Regions from separate parts of the Homo sapiens genome. Here all the other regions are linked to region 1. A link is a contact called in ENCODE Hi-C or POLR2A ChIA-PET data. All regions are on one chromosome and are shown on one strand. Each heading gives the region's core, a stretch centred on a gene start or an enhancer-like site at or near the end of the contact. The rest is flanking DNA. Distances are from core to core; before and after follow the strand shown. Region 1 has its middle 52 kb from the start of DTNBP1. Region 2 has its middle 120 kb from the start of LINC02543. Region 3 has its middle 45 kb from the start of LINC02543.

Region 1 (3,139 bases), core at 209-2,708:
TATTCGCCACCTTCTGACACACAGGATTTTCCGAGGCACCTAGTCTGCATGTTGCTTCCTGTTTCCAAGTTTATCAGTACAATGTCATTAGCTATAGTGAACCAGCTCCACATTCTGTGGACTGAATTTGAGATAAAGTCAGAAAACGGGCATAACCCTAAGGCATTGTGGTGAAAGGATATTGTTTACTCTGCCAGATGAAAACAAACTCCCTATGTCCCCCACTTACAGGGATAGAGAGAAAAAGCAAAGATACTCAGTGGGGATTCAAGATTCAGGATATTCTGAGTAAACTGGGTTGGATAACAAAGGCTGGTATATATGTTTGAAAACTGGTAAGAATGATTATTCGGATTTGGCTTAAGTTATTTAACTTGGTTTTATTTTTAAACCAGCAAACGGGAGTGCAAAGAACAAAATTTTAAAATTTGCCAAAAGTTGGTAGTCTCAGTAGTCCTCATGAAGTAAGGATTTTGATCTTCCATTTATACTGTCTTACTCTCTTGGAGACATGGAGGAATACATTTGTATTCAAGTGTCCATCTCATTAATATGGATATATTAGAGGAATATAAGAAAATTCCTATGTTCCGCAATTACACACTGCTGCATTCTATTTTTGAATTAGGTAACTGGGTCTTCTCGTGGTTTCACTGAGGCATGCCTGGCCATGGCCTACATGAATCATCTATGTCTTCCCATTCAAATTCTCCAGGCCCACTCTCCCGCAAGTCAGTGCTTCAACTTTCTCCTAAGAGACCAGCTGAGGATGTGAATTCAACTCTTTTTAATTCAGAAATTTTGGAGATCAAACTGTGCATTTTGTATTTGACTTTCTCCACATTTCAACAGCAAAAGATAAGATATTCTTATAATGATCCCAAGGAAGCCTCTGGATTTTAGCACATACTTTGAACTGAGAACTTAGGAATTTGTGTAGGTTTTTCTTTTTATTGAAGCTATCCATTACAATTAGGAGAAGCCATCTCATCCCACAGTCATTGAACTCCCTGTGTCCTTCGTATTATTCAATAGAATTGATCTCTTAGTTCCCCAAAGCTTGGCCTTCAATGGGCAATTCAGTCTAGGTGCACACAGGTGACAATTTGATTAACTGGTTCTCTAGATCATGACAAGAACCCTTAATCACACCAGCTGCATTGTCTTTGCCTTCAACCTCAATCAGGCCAGATAACAACAGTCCCATATTTCCGTATACATCCCATGTTTCTCTAAGGCCCTGTGGTCTGCAACCAATCCATTTCTGGTTCTAATTCCTGGATCATTTAGAGTTCTTAATTTCAAAAACTAGAAAAAAACTTTGTCTGATTGAAGCAGACAATGAATTTATGAATGACTATCACGTGGCTCACAGAATCGCTAAGAAGGCTGATGAGTCAAGTGTGTGGCTCGGCAGCCAGGAAAAGTACTCATTCAGAGACAGTTGCATAGGCAACAATCTAACTGGACACTGGGCTCTTCCAGCCCCTCTGGCACTGCTACTACCAAAGCTTGATCATTCTGCTGCCTTTGATACTGAGACACTGGAGAGTTTCTTATGGTTCCCTGACTTCATGACTTCATTTCATGAGTGGAATCCATGACTCACACCTGTAAGGAGAGGAGACTGAGTAAGCAAGTACCTGAGCCTTCTGTTTCTGTAGTGGAAGGTACATTCTGTATTTCACTGACACAAGGTGGGAAAATCCAAACATAGGAAAAGGTTTCATACTGGACGGCCATAAAGAAGGACAAGTGTTCACCTTGCCTTCTAATAAGCCAAAACAGGGAGAGAGGTTCAGGTTCCTTTGCCTTCCCAATAAGGAGACAAAATCACAACCAGTGAGAAGACAAATATGGCACACATCCTGGAGGTCACTGAAACACTTTTACAACTCTGCCTGTTTCCTGGGTCTCACTTTGAATTTCAGTATTCTGAATTTGCTGCATTAACTTTAGTAGTCAATTCGTATCTCTTCACTAGGAACTTGTCATAACACAAGAACTTCTTTGCTTTCTTCCCTTTGGGTCCCATCTTCTGCTAACCTATTAAATATTCATATTTCACACTGATTATTTTTTAACCAAAGCCTTGTCCTTCTCATACTCAATAACAATTTCATTTAATCAGTGCTTATTGAGCACTCACACACCCTAGGTGGGTGATGTGCTAGACTTTGAGGACACAAAGACACATTCTAAAAGGAAGGAAGTCCCATAACAAATCAGGGCAATTGATGATTCAAAAAATGTAAGTGTTCAGATCCTTGAGAGAAACATCTCACATTTAAAATATCTATATCTGAAAACAAACAAAAAACAAAACAAAAGAACTAACAACTCCAGTGAACTCCCCTTACACTTAGAATAAGCCCAAACTCCTAACCCTGCTGGGCCTGTAAAGCCCTATCTGACTGGGCCCAGCCTTTCACACTGACCTCATCTCCCACTGCACTCTTGCGCTCACTGTGATCCAGCCCTATCAGCCTTCTTTCCAATGGAGAGACCACGTTCATGTCCAGCTAAGTGTCTGCACTTGATTTTACCCATTCTCCACAGTCTTCCCACGACAGCTTCTCAGACAGGTCATCCCTGACCACCCTATCAAAAATAGCCACTCTCTTCCCAGTCACTCCCTCTCATCACTCATATTCCCATTATGTTGTATATTTACCACCTTCCTTCCCACCAAGAGCATGTGCTACCAGAGAGCAAGGGTCTTTGCCAGCCATGTTCGTTGCTATCCTCAGTGCACTGCATCATGCCTGCACACAGTAAACTGACAAGAAATGTTTATTATACGAATTAAAGTATAAATGAAGGAATGGTGTCTCCATCCACTAGTGCTTCTATAACAAAATACCTGAGACTGGGTAATTTATTATATAAAGAACAGAAATTTCACTCCTCATAGTTCTGGAGGCTGGGAAGTACAAGTTCAAGCCACAGGGAGGTTCAGTGTCTTGTGAGGGCTCTGGTGTTTCCTTCCAAGAAGGCATCTTGAATGCTGTGTTCTCACATGATAGAAGGAACAGAAGGGCAAAAAAGGGGCCTAAACTGGTTCCCTCCAGCCCCTTTTATAAGGTCGCTAGTCCCATTCATGCAGGCAGAGTCCTCATGACTTACTCTGTTCCCAAAT
Region 2 (2,930 bases), core at 5-2,504, 160 kb before region 1:
GCTTGTAGAGGCATCACCCCAGCCACATGGCCGTCTTCTTCCTGTGTGTCATCACATCCTCTTTCCTCTGCACATCTGCCTCTGCGTCTCTGCTCCTCTTCTTAAACCAGTCTAAATTAGTTCAACCATTGTGGAAAGCAGTGTGGTGGTTCCTCAAAGAACTAAAAACAGAACTACCATTTGACCCAGCCATCCCATTATTGGATCTATACCCGAGGGAATATAAATCATTCTACCATAAAGACACATGCACGCATGTGTTCATTGCAGCACTATTCACAATAGCAAAGATACGGAATCAACCTAAATGCCCATCAACGGTGGACTGAATAAATAAAATGTGGCACATATACACCATGGAATACTATGCAGCCATAAGAAGAGAATAATATTATGTCCTTTGCAGGAACATGGATAGAGCTGGAGGCCTTATCCTAAGGGAACTAACGCAGGAACAGAAAACCAAATACTTCATGTTCTCACTTATAAGTGTGAGCTAAATAATGAGGACACAGAGATACAAAGAGGGGAACAACAGACACTGAGGCCCCCTTGAGGGAGGAGGGTAGCAGGAGGGAGAGGTTCAGAAAAAAAAAAACAGGTACTATGCTTAGTACCTGGGTGATGCAATAATATATACCAAACCCCCACGACATGAGTTTACCCATAAAACAAACCTGTATGTGTACCCCTGAACATAAAAGTTAAAAAAAAGAAAAGAACACCAGTCATATGGGATTAGGGCTCACCCACATGTCCTCATATTAACTTGATTACCCCTGTAAAGACCCTATCTCTAAATAAGGTCACATGCTAAGATACTGAGGGTTGGAGCTTCAGCTTGTACCAAGAGCAGGTTGGGAGAAACCTGGGTGGGTAAAGAGGTGGGAAAACCAAAACCAGAAGAGGGAATGGAGAGGCTGCCAAATCTCTTCAATCCACCCTACAGTGGTGTGCAGAGTCGCCTGGACTCATCTCATTAGGACAGAATGAGAATCTCACTTTATACACCACAAAACACCACAGAGCCCAATTGTTCGCCTTTAGACTGTTGTGCAGATGCAGCTCCAGCACATGGGGCACACAATTTAAAGCACAAAGCAAGACAGACTTTCTCTGTTATTAACAGAAGTCTCTGGAAAGAGCTACTCTTGATGTGACGAACTCACAGAGGTGAAAATGTCCTTCTAGGGCGATGGCTCAGCAGAGGCTGGCGATCGGCCAGGAAAGCACATCTGGTGCCGCTCAACCGGATGCCCTGGGTGGGTGATATTTACAGTAAAATACAGCAGCTCTAATGAAATTTCCACAGTGGTTACTTGGCAAATTGATGGTTTTGTTGAGATAAGGAGAAAGATGGGACGAGGGGGGAAAGGGGGAGAGCCAAACTGAGAAAAACACACACACACACACACACACACAGACCATTTTAGTCATTAGGAAAGAAAGTTGTGAGCATACCAGTCAGGGCACTTGTGATTTAAGTCAGAAAACGGTTTTGATTTAAGTTGGAATTCAGCTTTGAGGGCATGGGATGACCTGGCCTTATAATCCCATAGATTTGAAAGTGATTGCGGATTTATAGACACTCACTGCACACATAGCCTGAGAGCACAGACTCTGCTTTCAAGGGGCGTGTGATGTTTTAAAGAAAGTTCAAAGTGCTGCTAGAAATGTGTCTAAAACAGACAAGTGACTCTGAGGACACATTCATTTTTTATTGAGAGTCCGGCTAAACATGTAGTTGTGACAAGATGTTAAAAACCGTTATTTAATCATGTGTTCCCTCCCTTATGTTCATGCTGGGAACATGCCTGGGTGAAATCATGGAAACACCACACCCAAGATTCTGTTGTTAAAGCACTGATGACTTCTGACCCAATCATAAAGTTGACAGCAAAACCAGCTTATTTTTCAGAGTTCAAAAGAACAATCCTGTAATCTGTAAGATGTTTGAGAAAAAGTCCTAGTCTTAATGTTCTTTTTCTTTAAGCTCTTTGTGGAAGTAAGCTGGTTATAACTAATAGAGAAATAAAGAACAACTCATAACTCTTCCCCTAAATACTGATTCCAGTGACTTCCATGCTGAAAGAGCATCCACGGGTTTAAAAACTCTGTTCAAGGAACAGTGCCAGGTACCAAGGATACAGGAGGTATAACACAGACCCTAACACAGACTCCAATTGCAAGGGATCTGCACTTCATTTATCCATTCATCCTTCACCAATCCATTCAAACAGCCAACGTTTGTTGAAGATTTGCCATGTGCCACCTTTCTTTCACCAGGGAGATGGAGGTCCAGAAGGAAAATCTTTCCCGTCAAGGAGGCTCAGAGTCTATTGGGAAGAAAAACAGGTAACAATTATGCTGCTTCTTCAGAACCAGGTCTACAGGTGACCACCAAGAACTGTGGTCTGTGAGTAACTACTAAGGAAGGAGAAAGCACTTGTGGAAAAGCCAGCCTCAGTATTAAGGCAGACTCTGTGGAGGGCCAGATGAATGGCGAGGACTGTAAGTGTTCTCAGAGACAGAAGAGGGGGGTATTCAGCACATCTAGAATATTAATATATTGAGCTTCCAAGTATATTGGAGAAGAAAATAGAAAATTTAAAGGAATTTTATAACTACACTTTATGGGTAAATATTCCATTTCTCTCATTTTTCCCTACAATCACAACTGTATCAAATATAGTTCCCTAGACCGTGCATGGTGGCTCATGCCTGTAATCCCAGCACTTTGGGAGGCCGAGGCAGGTGGAATGCTTGAGCTCAGGAGTTTGAGACCTGCCTGGGCAATGTAGCGAATCCCCATCTCTACAAAAAATACAAAAATTAGCCAGGTGTGTGGCGCATGTCTGTAGTTTCAGCTACTGTGGGGGCTGAGGTGGGAGGATCACTTGAGCCTGGGAGGTGGAAGTTGCAGTGAGCCG
Region 3 (2,756 bases), core at 248-2,747, 230 kb before region 1:
AGGCACATTGCTTAACCTCTTTATGCCTCAGTTTCCTGATCTGAAAATAGAGACAATAACTCTACCCACCTCATGGTGCTGTTGTGAGGATTAAATGAGAGAATGCCTTGAAACTGCTTACAACAAAGCCTAACATATAGGCATGCCCCATTAGTGTTGTGTTATTATCAATTATAGTTATTTGGCTTATTCAGAATACTACAGAAAAGGAGCTAGATCCTGGAACGTCTTGGAAGCCATGGAAAGGATGATGGAGAGAATCGAAGTTAGTTGTAGGGAGCAAGGTTTTTCCTAGGAGAAACTGTCCAAAAATGTGCCACCCTGAGTACCTCTGTCTTAATCAGTTTTATATTGCTGTGAAGGAATACCTGAGACTGGGGAATTTGTGAAAAAGAGATTGACTTGGTTTACAGTTCTGCGGGCTGTACAAGAAACAGGTGCCAGCATCTGCTCCTGGTGAAGGCCCCAGGCTGCTTTCACTCATCGTGGAAGGTGAACAGGAGCCAGAGCTGGCTTGTGCAGAGATCATATGGTGAGAGAGGAAGCAAGGGAGAGCCAGGGGCTGGGGTAGGCTTTTTTTTTTTTTTTTTTTTTTAATAACCAGCTGCCGAGGGAACTAACAGAGCAAGAACTCACTACCTTGAGAACAGCACCAAGTCATTCATAAGGGATCCACACCTTGACCCAAACACCTCCTGTTAGGCCCCACCTCCAACAATGGGGATCAAATTTCAACATGAGGTTTGGAGGGGAAAAATATTCCAAGTATAGCATCCTCCCAGCAAGTGCATAAAATTCAATATGTGCAAAGCAAATGCATGATCTTTTTTATTCTTTTGGTGTCTGTTCCCACTGATCATCCTACTTGTAATGTACTTAAAACAGTGCATGGAACATAGAAAGCTGTCAGTAAATCAGCTGCTATGGTTGGGGTGGTGGTTGCTTTTAATATTAATATTAATAACTAGGATCATCCCTAGTCTGGCTAAGAAATAACACCCAACAATAAAGAGCAAATTAGATGATATGGGTGAAAGTGCTTTGCAAATAGGAAGCATTTTACAAAGATAAGGTATTATTATCTCCCTGCCTCAGTGAAAGTGATTAATTAGACAAATATTTGTAAAGTACAAACCACATGCTCTATTTTGTGCAGAAGAAATTGACGTGATCAGTGTTACCTTATCTGAACTTGATTCTAACAGACTCTTTCAGTCTAGAGAAGAATGACTGGCAGCAGCTTTCCTCAAGGCTGAGAGATTTTAACCTGCCTGGAGTTTGTGACGTCTGTTGTGATCCCGACAATTAACCATTGTAATGTTCACTGAATCAGGCAGTTGACACGGCCCTCTTCTTAACAGCCTGTTTAAATATTTAGAAAGGAGAACAATGAAACCTGAGAAGTGTGAGGACCTGCTTGGTTTATGATCAGCCCAATGTAAACATGAGTCTGGTGCAGGAGAGCCCCAGGAGGCAGGTCTCCAAGGTCCCCCAGCCTATGGGACGACTCCAGGCTCAGCTTTGCACCAAGCAGACACTTGACACTATGCCAGACGCTATCTAGGCAGCTCCTTAAGCTGAGTAATGAGACTTGGTTTTTTGGGGACCTTTAATTACCAGTTTAATGTACAAACACATTTCTCTCCAGAGATGTTCATTCAGGCACAGGCTTTGTTCAAAAGGAAAAGCAAGTTGCTTCCTTTCCCTGGCTGAGAAGACACGGATCCAGGGTGATATTTATCTAGGATTGGTGAAACCCACCCTCCTCCAGCTCTGACACACTCACAGAGTACTCACATTCTTACTCTCTCACCCAAGAACTCATTAAGTCTCTGATAATGTCTGCGGGGTGACTCTCCCCTTGTTTCATCTTTATTCTACCTATATGATGTAAATAATAACTGTGTTTAGAACATTGTTCGGGGCACTATGATGATTTACAAAGCAAGAAAACATGGATTCATCACTTTCCAGGAGCACGGGGTCTAATATAGAAAGTGAAAAAAAGTCTAATATAGGAAGAAGTAACGTAGTCCAACTGCCTGAACATGTTTCTATTTGTTCTTAAAAGGTTTTCTTGCAAAAGATAATGGAAAGGGGCAGAAATAATCATACTACTAGTAGTTATCATTGATTGCATACCATTTTCCAGATACTGTGCTGGGTCTTCTTCCTAAAGTCTCTTTAAATCCTCACAAAGACCCACAGAGTAGGAGCTATTTATCACCATTCCCATTCAGTGATAGTTTTCCTAAGATGAGTTAGTAAGTGGTGGAGCTGGACTGTAACCCTAATGGGAAGACTTTATCTCTATGCTCTACTCTCTCAGTTTCTTGACATATATTCATTAGTTCATTTGACAAACTTTTGAATGAAATTTGAATGTGTCAAAGCATTAGGGCTAAAATATGAGAAAAGGCAAAATTTTAAAAATACACGGGCCGTGGTGGCACACACCTGTAATCCCAGTACTTTGGGAGGCCAACGTGGGTGGATCATCTGAAGTCAAGAGTTCAACACCAGCCTGGCCAACATGGTGAAACCCTGTTTCTACCAAAAATATAAAAATTAGCCGAGTGGTAGTAGTGCCTACCTGTAATCCTAGCTACTCGGGAGGCTGAGGCAGGAGAATCGCTTGAGCCTGGGAGGTGGAGGTTTCAGTGAGCCGAGATCATGCTGCTGCACTTCAGTCTGGGTGACAGATTGAGACTCTGTCTCAAAAAAAAAAAAAAAAAGAAAAGAAAAGAAAAGAAAAA

Evidence for each region. Hi-C counts contacts between places; a loop is a spot of excess contacts on that map. ChIA-PET counts read pairs that join two places held with the same protein, here RNA polymerase II (POLR2A). Pooled maps may share reads with other maps.
Region 2: a loop to region 1 is called in a pooled map, with 16 times the contacts of the local background. The contact joins two enhancer-like sites. A Hi-C loop is called at or near these places in 5 of 50 pooled maps. POLR2A ChIA-PET finds 5 or more read pairs at or near these places in 2 of 52 experiments (GM12878 and activated T-cell).
Region 3: a loop to region 1 is called in a map of Right ventricle myocardium inferior, with 2.1 times the contacts of the local background. The contact joins two enhancer-like sites. A Hi-C loop is called at or near these places in 1 of 168 maps with a recorded cell type or tissue (Right ventricle myocardium inferior) and 1 of 50 pooled maps. POLR2A ChIA-PET finds 5 or more read pairs at or near these places in 1 of 52 experiments (H1).

Annotation. Positions count from the first base shown.
Region 1 is chr6:15,713,595-15,716,733 of GRCh38, reverse strand. No RefSeq gene overlaps it. Among named protein-coding and RNA genes, the nearest start is that of DTNBP1, 52 kb to the right of the region's middle. Within about 2 kb of position 1,458, at least 2 of the 41 ENCODE cell types and tissues checked have a DNase peak (open chromatin) inside an H3K27ac peak, as active enhancers do.
Region 2 is chr6:15,878,460-15,881,389 of GRCh38, reverse strand. No RefSeq gene overlaps it. Among named protein-coding and RNA genes, the nearest start is that of LINC02543, 120 kb to the left of the region's middle. RefSeq lists an enhancer at 1,083-1,132. Within about 2 kb of position 1,254, at least 7 of the 41 ENCODE cell types and tissues checked have a DNase peak (open chromatin) inside an H3K27ac peak, as active enhancers do.
Region 3 is chr6:15,948,197-15,950,952 of GRCh38, reverse strand. No RefSeq gene overlaps it. Among named protein-coding and RNA genes, the nearest start is that of LINC02543, 45 kb to the left of the region's middle. Within about 2 kb of position 1,497, at least 3 of the 41 ENCODE cell types and tissues checked have a DNase peak (open chromatin) inside an H3K27ac peak, as active enhancers do.